2 separate regions of the Homo sapiens genome follow, and region 2 is linked to region 1. The links are chromatin contacts, found by Hi-C or POLR2A ChIA-PET in ENCODE. All regions are on one chromosome and are shown on one strand. Each heading gives the region's core, a stretch centred on a gene start or an enhancer-like site at or near the end of the contact. The rest is flanking DNA. Distances are from core to core; before and after follow the strand shown.

Region 1 (4,687 bases), core at 1,093-3,592:
ATATGTTAATGGAATAAAAAAAAAATGTGTCCTGCGCCAAGACCTCTTGTCTATGTTCCAGATTCATATTTCCATTTTCCACCTGCTACCCTGCTACTCATGAATCCTCCCTTCCTATTTGCCCAGTCTCTCTAAGTCTAACCACTTAGTAGGTTCTTCTATTTCTCCAGTCTACCTCCCACTAAACATACCTAATGCTACTGCCTTGGTTCAGGTTAGGTTATTCAATCCAAAACATTTACTGACTGCCTACTAGTACCCAGGCACTGGGCTAGCTACTATGAATAGAAAAATGAGTAAGACATGGTTCCTGTCCCCCCGGAAAACCTACATTTTTCAGATGAGACTGTAATCTGAAGACTAACTGAAATATAATGTAGTAAATGTAAGAAAAGAGCTTATAAACTCCTTTGGGAATGTGGGATAGCAACATTTTGACAGCATTGAAAACTGAATGTGGTGTGAGGGGAGGATGGATGACTAAAATCAAGGGAAAGATTATTGGGGAGGATTTCAGAGCTGACTCTTGAATTGCAAACCCCTCATTCTCCCTCCACACACGTACACGCTCTTCCTATTTCCTTTTCATGATTCTTGAGGAAGGTACAGGAGTTAGGAAGAGGAACTGCAACAACACAGATAACAAGTCATCAATGGTACATTGGGATGGCAGTGGTGATGAAGATGACTAAAAGCCACTCCATACTCTAGAGCAGGGTTTGGCAAACCACACTCTGTGGGCCATATCTGGCTGGCTGGCTGTACAGCCAGTGAACTAAGAATGGTTTTTATATTTTCCAGCTGTCAAGGAAAAAAAAGAAATATTTCATAACATGAAAATTACATGAAAGTCAAATTTCAGTGTTCATAAATAAAGTTTTATTGAAACACAGCCATGCTCATTTAAGTATTGTCTATGGCTGTTTTGAACAAGCCAATTAGATGTGATAGACCATACGGTCCATAAAGTCTAAAATGTGTACTATCTGGCCCTTTGTTGAGAAAGTTTGCTATTCTCTGCTCTGGAGGCTTAAGTGAGACAGAGAGTATTGGATGATGAGGTTGGAGACGAAGGTGGGGTGAAAAGCCTCATATTAAGTACTTGGACTTGAACCTCAAGTCTAAGTAATGAGGAGGCCCATTTTTACATTTTACATTAAAGTGTTTTTATTAAAATGTTCATTTGGGTGGCAGTGCAAATAATACATTTAAGGGAATAAAAAAATGTAAGGATATAGGGGGATAGCTAGAACAGAGGATAATGTAAAACTTCAGGCAGAAAAACAAGACATTTCAGCATTCCCTAACCTCCTACATCGCCAAATTGTCCTCCATCCACTTATCACCATCTCACAGGATACACATTTCATTTACCTACTTGTTGTCTGACTCCTCCTACTCAAATGTAAGCTCCAAGATTGGAAGAGTTTTTCTTGGTTTTATTATTTCAGTGCTTAGAACAGTGCTAGACACATAGGAGGCATTCAGTAAATATTTGTTGAGTCAACTGAATTAGGGTTTTTCCCCAGCATTAATTAGCCTGTAAAATCTGAGAAGGCAGAAACTGTTCAGTTTTGCTCACTGCTATCTCCAGCTTCTAATGGACATACAGTAACCCTTCATAAATATTTGCTGAACGAGTGATTCAGTGAACAAATGAATAGAGAAGACCAACATCCGAAAAGTTATTTTATTTTCAAGCCTCATGTCTTTAACTGTTTTATATCAGCCTTTCTTAAGTTGACCGTCATTAATATTTGCTGAATGAATGAGTCAGTGATAAACAGAGAAGACCATCACCCTAAAATAACGACCCCTCCACTTTTAAGTCTTACGTCTTTAATGGGTTTCATATAATCTTTCTGCGCTCTTTTTACTGTCCAGTGTGGGAGCTGACACTAGTTTGCCTTAAGTCCTTAAAAATCGCACCCGGAGGCGCAGTGTCATAGGTAACCCAAGCTTTCCTAGTAAACATGATACAAAAGTAAACACAACCAACAGCATGGGGACCAGCAATTCAGAAACACCGAGCGGGCGGGCTGCCCAGACCTGGGCTTCCCCAGCAGGGCCCGCGGAGACCGGCCGTGAGCAGAGGCTGCAGGCCCACCCCGCAACCCGAGCAGCCGGGGCACCGCAGGGAAACAGCGGCCTAGCGAAGCCACCCGAGCTCCCTCCGCGCCCCCGGGCCAAAAGGCCGCAAAGGAACTCCGCCCGCCCGCCCGCTCACCCGCTCACCCGCTCACCCGCTCACCTTCAATTCCTGCGAGTCCATGGCTGCCCCGAGGCCGGGCCGCGGGGCTCTGGGGATTGTCTCGCCGCAGCCTAAAGGAAGACGCAGAATTCAGCTCCCCTAGCCTCCCGGAGCGCTCTAGCGCCCCGGGCCCCAGCGGGAGGGGCGGGGTCGCGCCGCGATTGGCTGTCGGAGGGAGAGGCGGGCCTGTGTGGCGGGGATCGTGCTGTAATGGAGCAGGGGCGGCGGGGACCCGGAGGTGAGGGCTGCGAGGGCCGCCCGGGAGGGTCCGGGCTGGGAAAAGGGCCTCCGCCGGAGAGTGCAGCTGGAAAAGGAGGTCACACTGGGAAACGGCTGTCTGAGGACAGTGGGTGGGCGGGCCGAGGAAATGGAATTCAGGAATAAAGGAAACGGAGTATGAAGAAGGGGAAGTCTGTTTCCTGTCACTGGTTGTAAAGGAAGACACCATTTTCTGCACGTTTGTCTGGAGGCGGATTCCCGCAGTGCGGCTCTCAGCAAGGCTCTGCCGGCGCGGGAAAAAGCGGTCAACTTTCACGTGGGCAAGTTGTTTTACGGCCACAAGGTGGCGCAGAAAAAAAAAATCACACGTTCTTAACAGAAATACGGTGCGCTTGGGCCCGTCTTTGCAGGCGTTGCTGCAATCTTTGTTAGAATGTGTGTTCAATTAGCCCTTTTTTACCAGCCCCGATAATAAGAGGGACAAATAAATTAAACTTCCAGAAAATTAGTGTCTTGTTTTCAATGATACTACTGATTTTAAACTGAGAATAAAATGAATCCCAATGCAAATTTTTATGTTTGCACCCCATTAGGCAACTCAATCAGTCACACATAGATTTCTTAAGTCCAGGAAATTAAATGGAAATATAATAGACTAAGATTTTCTATTTCTGCTTAAATAAATATTTAAAATAGTGCATAAGGTCTGAGATTTAAGTGATCTTTGCAGAATCTTTCACGTGGATTCCAAATTTTGATCCTAGTGTTAATTATCTTACTTTAGTTGACATGATACGTAGTTGCCTTTTCCAGATTTTAAGTTTCTTAAGGAGTTTATAAACATTGACTTTTTCCCCATGCCAATAGGTTATGTAAGGACAGTCTTGAGAAAAACGGTAGCTACCATCCTAGGCTTTAAGGTGAAGCAATATTTCTCACCGGTTTCTCTTTAAAGGAATTCACCACGTATTTTCACGAGCAACTTTTTTTTCTTTCCAATATTTATAGTCCAGCTAAATGTCTGTGGTGATGAACAACTGGTGATATCTCTTTGATTTTCAAAGCTGCGGATTAATCCGCACTTGGTATACAGCAAAGAATACCACAGGACCAGGGTGCTCAATGAAGTGTATAATCTTGAACTGTAAACCTTTGGTTATAAGAGAAAAGTTCATCTGTAAGGAAATATCTCAGGATCATGGTTAACAGAACAGATGATCAACCTACCTTTTGGAGATCTTGAAAGTCATATTAATTTAGCCTCGTATTCTCTTCACTGAATTCTGTTCTAAGGTTGAATTATTTAGCACAAAACACCAAGCCTGATGTTTCATAAATGTTTGTTGGATTAAAAGTACTCTGAGATTTGCTTTGACACTCACGGTGACTTGGTGTGCCCTGTGCCCTTACTAGATCTCATGTAAGAAATTTATTTTGGATCTCAGGCCAGGAAAAACTCTTGTCTTTCCTGAAAAATCGATGTGTTCCTTAGCAGTAACATTTTTATCGGCTCACTTTTACTAGCTACAAACTTTTGAGTCTGATATCCATGACCCTTCACCTCATCGTCTTTTCAAGCCTTATCTTCTACCTCCCCTTCAAGGAGCCTTTATTCCGCTCAGTGGGACAAATATTCCTTCTTCTGGTAATGCTTTCCCCTACTTTGTTTTGAGCTCTTTCTTCACCTGAGAAAATCTCCTTCTTCTGAGTTCATTTCAAATTTCATGAAGTCTTTAAGGATCACCATAACTGGATGGGTATAAAAATATCACAGTGTAGTGGCAAGAATACCCTCTTCTGCATCTGAGGTGGAGCTCCTATTACGCTAGCTACTTTTGTGACTTGGGGAAGTAATTTCCCTAAGCCTCATTTTCCTTATTTACTAAAGAAACTAAATGCCTTACAGACATATTAAAACTTCCTGACACATAATAGGCATTGTATAACCAATAGTTTCCATTAAACACGTAGTGCTCTATAGCAGTGGTCCCCAATCATTTTGGCACCAGGGACCAGTTTGGTGGAAGACAATTCACAGAAGATAAATTTTCCATGGACAGGGGTAGGGGAGATGGTTTCGGGTTGAAACTATTCCATCTCAGATCATCAGATTCTTATCTAAGGAGCATACAGCCTAGATCCTTCACATGCACAGTTTATAATGGGGTTTGCATTCGTATGAGAATCTAATGCCTCGCTGATCTGACAAGGAGGTGG
Region 2 (4,687 bases), core at 663-3,162, 2.5 Mb after region 1:
GAAGAGGAAAAAAGACTGACTCCTAGGCCACTATAACTTCTAGGGGTTAGAAAAGTGAGGAGTAACCAGGAAGGAGACTGAGAAGAAATGGCCATGAAGGAGGAAGAAACCCAGAAGAGTGAGGTTTCTGGAAGCCAAGTCAAGAATGTTTTAAGACACACGACCTGACAACTGGGCCAAATGCTACTGACAGAGGTGTTGTGAACTGCTATGAACTGAATGTGTGTGTCCCCCAAAATTCATATGCTGAAATCCTAGTTCCCAATGTGATAGTATTCAGAGACAGAGTCTTTGGGAGGTAATTAGCTAATGAGGGTAGAACCTTCATGAATGGGATTAGTGCCCTTATAAGAAGATAGGGCACTAATCTGTGTTTCCTCTTTCTGTGCTCTCTGCCATGTGAGGATACACAAGAAAACAGCTGTTTTCAAACCAGGAAGAGGATCCTTGCCAGACACTGGATCTGCCTGCATGTTGATCTTGGACTTCCCTGCCTCCAGAACCGTGAGGAATAAATTCTGCTGTTTAAGCCACCTAGTCTAAGCAGCCTGGACTAAGATAAGAACTGACCTTTGTGTTTAGCAGCATGAAGATCACAGGTGACCTTGGGCAGTTTCAATGCAGCAGAGGAGACAAATGTCCAAATGGAAGTTCAAAAGAAAATGAGGGGAGAGAAATTGGAAGCACCAGTATAGGCCATTCTTCAGTTTCACTTTCAAGAGATAGAGTGGAAAGAGGGGAGGGAAGAGTAAAAGAAACTCCCTCTCTCTGTGTGTGTGTGTGTGTGTGTGTGTGCGGTTATATGCCCACTGGAAAGGTTTAGTATAGCCTACTGGCAGCACCAGGCAGAAAATGAATGTGAGAAAAATGAACAAAAATGCCCCAGAACCATGTATACATGGGCCATGGAATGAATTCACACATGGCTCCTGTATCAATGGGGAAATGCATTGCGGGAGGGAAGGTGCCTGGGTTAGGCCTCACAGGCCTAATGCCTTAAAGGTTTTAGATTCAAAAGGCAGAAATAATGAGCCTGCCGAGTAGCACAGTGGAGGTTCTCATGATGTGCCAGGTCAAAATGTGGTCTAGCAGCCTTTTCAGAGAGGTTAGTTGAGAGGGGTGGTTTTACAGAACGCTGCAGTTGCTATCATCATCATCATCATCATCATCATCGTCATCAAGTAGCAATTAATAATCAAATAGCAATTAAGTGCCTAATTTTTTGTACCACCTCATAAATCAATATAGGGGGGCTTGTTCCCTGGGGGAGCTACTTTGATGAGAAGCAGCAGTATAAAAGACCGGAAAGTCAAAGATTGGGGAAAGGCAGGCGTGGGGCAGAGGCAGAAGGCTCTTGCCAAACCATCCTGCCTCAGTTCCTGATTTTTCACCCTGCCTCTCCAAGCGCGGGAGTGGAGGATCCTTTCCCTCCCACTTCCTCCTTTGCTCTTTACCCCTCCCCCTCCCCCCCCCTTTTTTTTTTTTTGCTGTCCTCCTGGAGCAGGGCTGGTTCTGAAGCTTGGCGGCAGCCCCTACCTGCTGACCCACCGCCTCCGGGCGCACGGGAAGAGGACTGAGAGCCCTGAAACCCCAGCGGGGCAGGAGCCAGCATTCTGAGCATGTGCGAGCCAGCCAGGGGGCTAGGGCGGATTTGGGGGGTCGACTTTAGGTCGTCGCCCTAAGCGCAAAGCGAAAGAGCGGTGAGAGCAGGGGCGGGCGACACTCCCCGGAGCGGTGCCCCTGCGCCCAGGGCGCAGCGACTGCGCCCTGCCCTGCGGGTGTGGGCGAGTTGGCCGCGTGTGTGCCTCGCTGTTTGACGCGAAGACGAGCCAATCAGGGCGGGCGGCCCGAGCTGCCATGTGACGGGCAAGGCGGCCCCTTTCCCCAGCGCGGCCAGAGGGAGGAGAGAACCGGGGCTCGCCGCGAGCCTTCGAGAGCAGCGGCCGCGGAGGAGGCGGCGGCGGCGGGCGGGAGCAGCGGCGGCGGCGGCACAGGCTCGGGGCCAGCCGGGCGCGCATCCCCGGGCGCCCTGCGCGGTGGAGAGCTTGGCGGGCTGCGGGTGCCGCAGGACAGGAGTGGACAAAGCAAGATGGCAGGGATCTTAGCCTGGTTCTGGAACGAGAGGTTTTGGCTCCCGCACAATGTCACCTGGGCGGACCTGAAGAACACGGAGGAGGCCACCTTCCCGCAGGCTGAGGACCTCTATCTCGCTTTTCCCCTGGCCTTCTGTATCTTCATGGTGCGGCTCATCTTCGAGAGGTAAGAAGGGCTGAAGCCCCTCCTCCCCTCCCCCTGCGCACACACACGCGCGCACACACTCGCGCGCTCTCTGGCGCACGCCCCCGCGCCCCCAACGCTCGCGTTCACGCCTCCCAACCTTTGTGTTCGGGGAGGGGTTGCTGACCCCCCTGCCCCGCTGGCTTTCTGGGAGCCAGAAAGGGTCTGGCTTGCCACGGATTTCCTCCCGGGCGCCGGGGAGGAGCCGCGGAGCGTTAGGGTCGCCCCCTGCCCTCCTCCTGGGCCCTGCTCTCCTCCCGGCAAGGGCAGGCGAACAAAGGTGAGCGGTGGTCGGGCTCAGGACCCGCCGCATTCCGCGGGGCTCGCCCCTCTCCGCCGGCGCGCCACGCAAGGCTGCCAGGCAGGGCTTCCCGCCGGGGCCCGCGCCACCCACCTGACAGCCAGGAACGTTCCGGACGCGCGGCCCGGAGGGAGGAGGAACCGCGCACACTTCAATCTTTATGCTCCGGCACACGGATTGTAGGGGTTGTGCTTCAAAAGAATTCGCCAGGGACTTCCTGGCTTCTGGTCGCTGTTTGGTTTTTATCCGTGAAACTATCAGGCCCACAGTCCTGGCAAATAGGGGATAATAGCATTTCAGGTTATTAGCGGTTTCTTTAAAAGAGGATGTGACAGGACGGGTCCACATCCTGCAAAATGGTGATATTAAACTGATAACCCTGTCCTGTGAATAATCATAAACTTCTTTTTTGGTACTCGAAGGCACTTAAAATTTTGAGGAATTGTCATGCAATTGTATAGTTCCTCGGTTTGGTTGGATATCTCCATTGTGTCACATACAAACTTGTGTTATTCTCATGGAATTCGTTTTCGTCGCGAAACTAGATTGTGCCTGCCATGCATTCTCTGGGTGCTACTGAAAGAAAACCAGGACAGCAGCACACTTTTTTTTTCGTAACAGAAAATATTATCTTCCCCTTTCTTGTACCCTCCCCTTCCTCTGCCCAATTCATCAGTAAAGGCTGAATTTCTTAGATCACAAAGTAGAGTTTAGATTGCATTTCTCGCTTCCACTCCGCCTTTCTTCCCCGCCTTCAACTCACCTTGGTTTTGTTTCTTAAGCTTTTGCTGGTACCTCATTTGCTGTTCCTCTTTGCCTGAAAACGACTGTTGAGGGTGGCAGAACGCGTCTTTTGAGTCATTTGCTGCTGGACGAGGCAACAAAGCTTCATGGGGACAAAAAGTATCTTTTGTCTCAGGAAGGTATATTTTTCACCGGACAGTATTGTTGCTTGAAAACGAAGTCAGCTGTTCGCCTGCAGAAATTGACATGCACAAAGCAACAGACTTTAAGACCTATGTTTAAATTATTGGAATCTAATACAGATGTGTCATTGATCCTATACAAAAAAGGATCAAAAAAGTCACAGCAGTGCTGTGAAAAAATGGGTGTGTTTGCAGGTGTAGAGTTACCTCTAGAGCAAATGTTTGGTTACAGAAAATATGAACTCTATACAGTTTTGCAGGCTCTCCAAAAACAAGCAGACTCAGGGATAGCAGGTTTGCTCTATGTTGGCACATAGTAGGGGATCTACACACAATTGCTGAATTATGATAAATTGTGTCTGATAAATTCTGGCTGGGCTCACTTTTAGATAGATAATGCATTTGAAAGAGATGTGCAGTCTTATGTGTTGGAGAACAAAAGCATGATCTGTGCACAAACAGCCGAATTTTCCTGACATCCTCCTTCTCTATGCTGATTCCAGGCTGTTCACTGTGTTTAAAAAAATTAAGTTGTTAGAATGGAGATGGCTTTGTACTTAGATTGTCTCTGCCTCTAAAAAGATAAACACTAATGTGATAGTTGAAAACTGGAAGTTCATTTTTCCTCTTTCTAAACATTTTTTATTTTCTTTCTTTTTTTCCATAATCCCATGACTCGACTTAGAGTTTACATAGAGGGGTGAGCTGCTTTCAATTGTCAGTCACAGCAAATGTCCTCATATTGATATAAAGTGAGTTGGTCAGTTTCCTTCAGGCCATTGATCTAAGTAGAAGAGATTTAATGGCCTGTATGGAAAGTGAAAGTTTATGGTTAATGTTCAGAATAATAATCCAATATGGCACATATGTCACAGAATGCTACTGACTTTTGGAAGACTATCTACTTTGTTTCTTCCTATGATAGCTCTGTCTTTAACCATTCAGACCTTCTCAATTCTCTGAAAATCCACAATTTAGTTGTATCTAGAGTTAGAAGTTCTGCATGTTTCTCCTCTTCTCAAACCTAAATGACATATTCTGGGATCCAACCTGTGACCTTCATCTCAGTAGCATCCATCAAGGGCCTGAATCAATAAAACAGAACCATTCAGTATTATCACTGCTACAACTCACATTCAATGGCCTTCTAGCATTTTGTATATACATCCTTTTCTTTTGCAGT

Evidence for each region. A loop is a pair of places that touch in the nucleus more often than their neighbours do. ChIA-PET counts read pairs that join two places held with the same protein, here RNA polymerase II (POLR2A). Pooled maps may share reads with other maps.
Region 2: a loop to region 1 is called in a map of B cell, with 15 times the contacts of the local background. The contact joins the promoter of CERS6 here to the promoter of TTC21B in region 1. A Hi-C loop is called at or near these places in 2 of 168 maps with a recorded cell type or tissue (B cell and ascending aorta) and 7 of 50 pooled maps. POLR2A ChIA-PET finds 5 or more read pairs at or near these places in 1 of 52 experiments (activated CD4-positive, alpha-beta T cell).

Annotation. Positions count from the first base shown.
Region 1 is chr2:165,951,434-165,956,120 of GRCh38, forward strand. TTC21B (tetratricopeptide repeat domain 21B) reads right to left here and starts at 2,343. Exons shown (of 29, transcript NM_024753.5): 1 at 2,252-2,343. The coding sequence starts at 2,272. RefSeq lists a silencer at 2,194-2,593 and an enhancer at 2,358-3,107.
Region 2 is chr2:168,454,360-168,459,046 of GRCh38, forward strand. It overlaps CERS6 (ceramide synthase 6), which reads left to right and starts at 1,913. Exons shown (of 10, transcript NM_203463.3): 1 at 1,913-2,259. The coding sequence starts at 2,090. LOC102724081 (a long non-coding RNA gene) reads right to left here. Exons shown (of 4, transcript XR_002959433.2): 1 at 2,672-4,687. RefSeq lists silencers at 1,505-1,724, 1,755-1,844, 1,965-2,094, 2,545-2,604.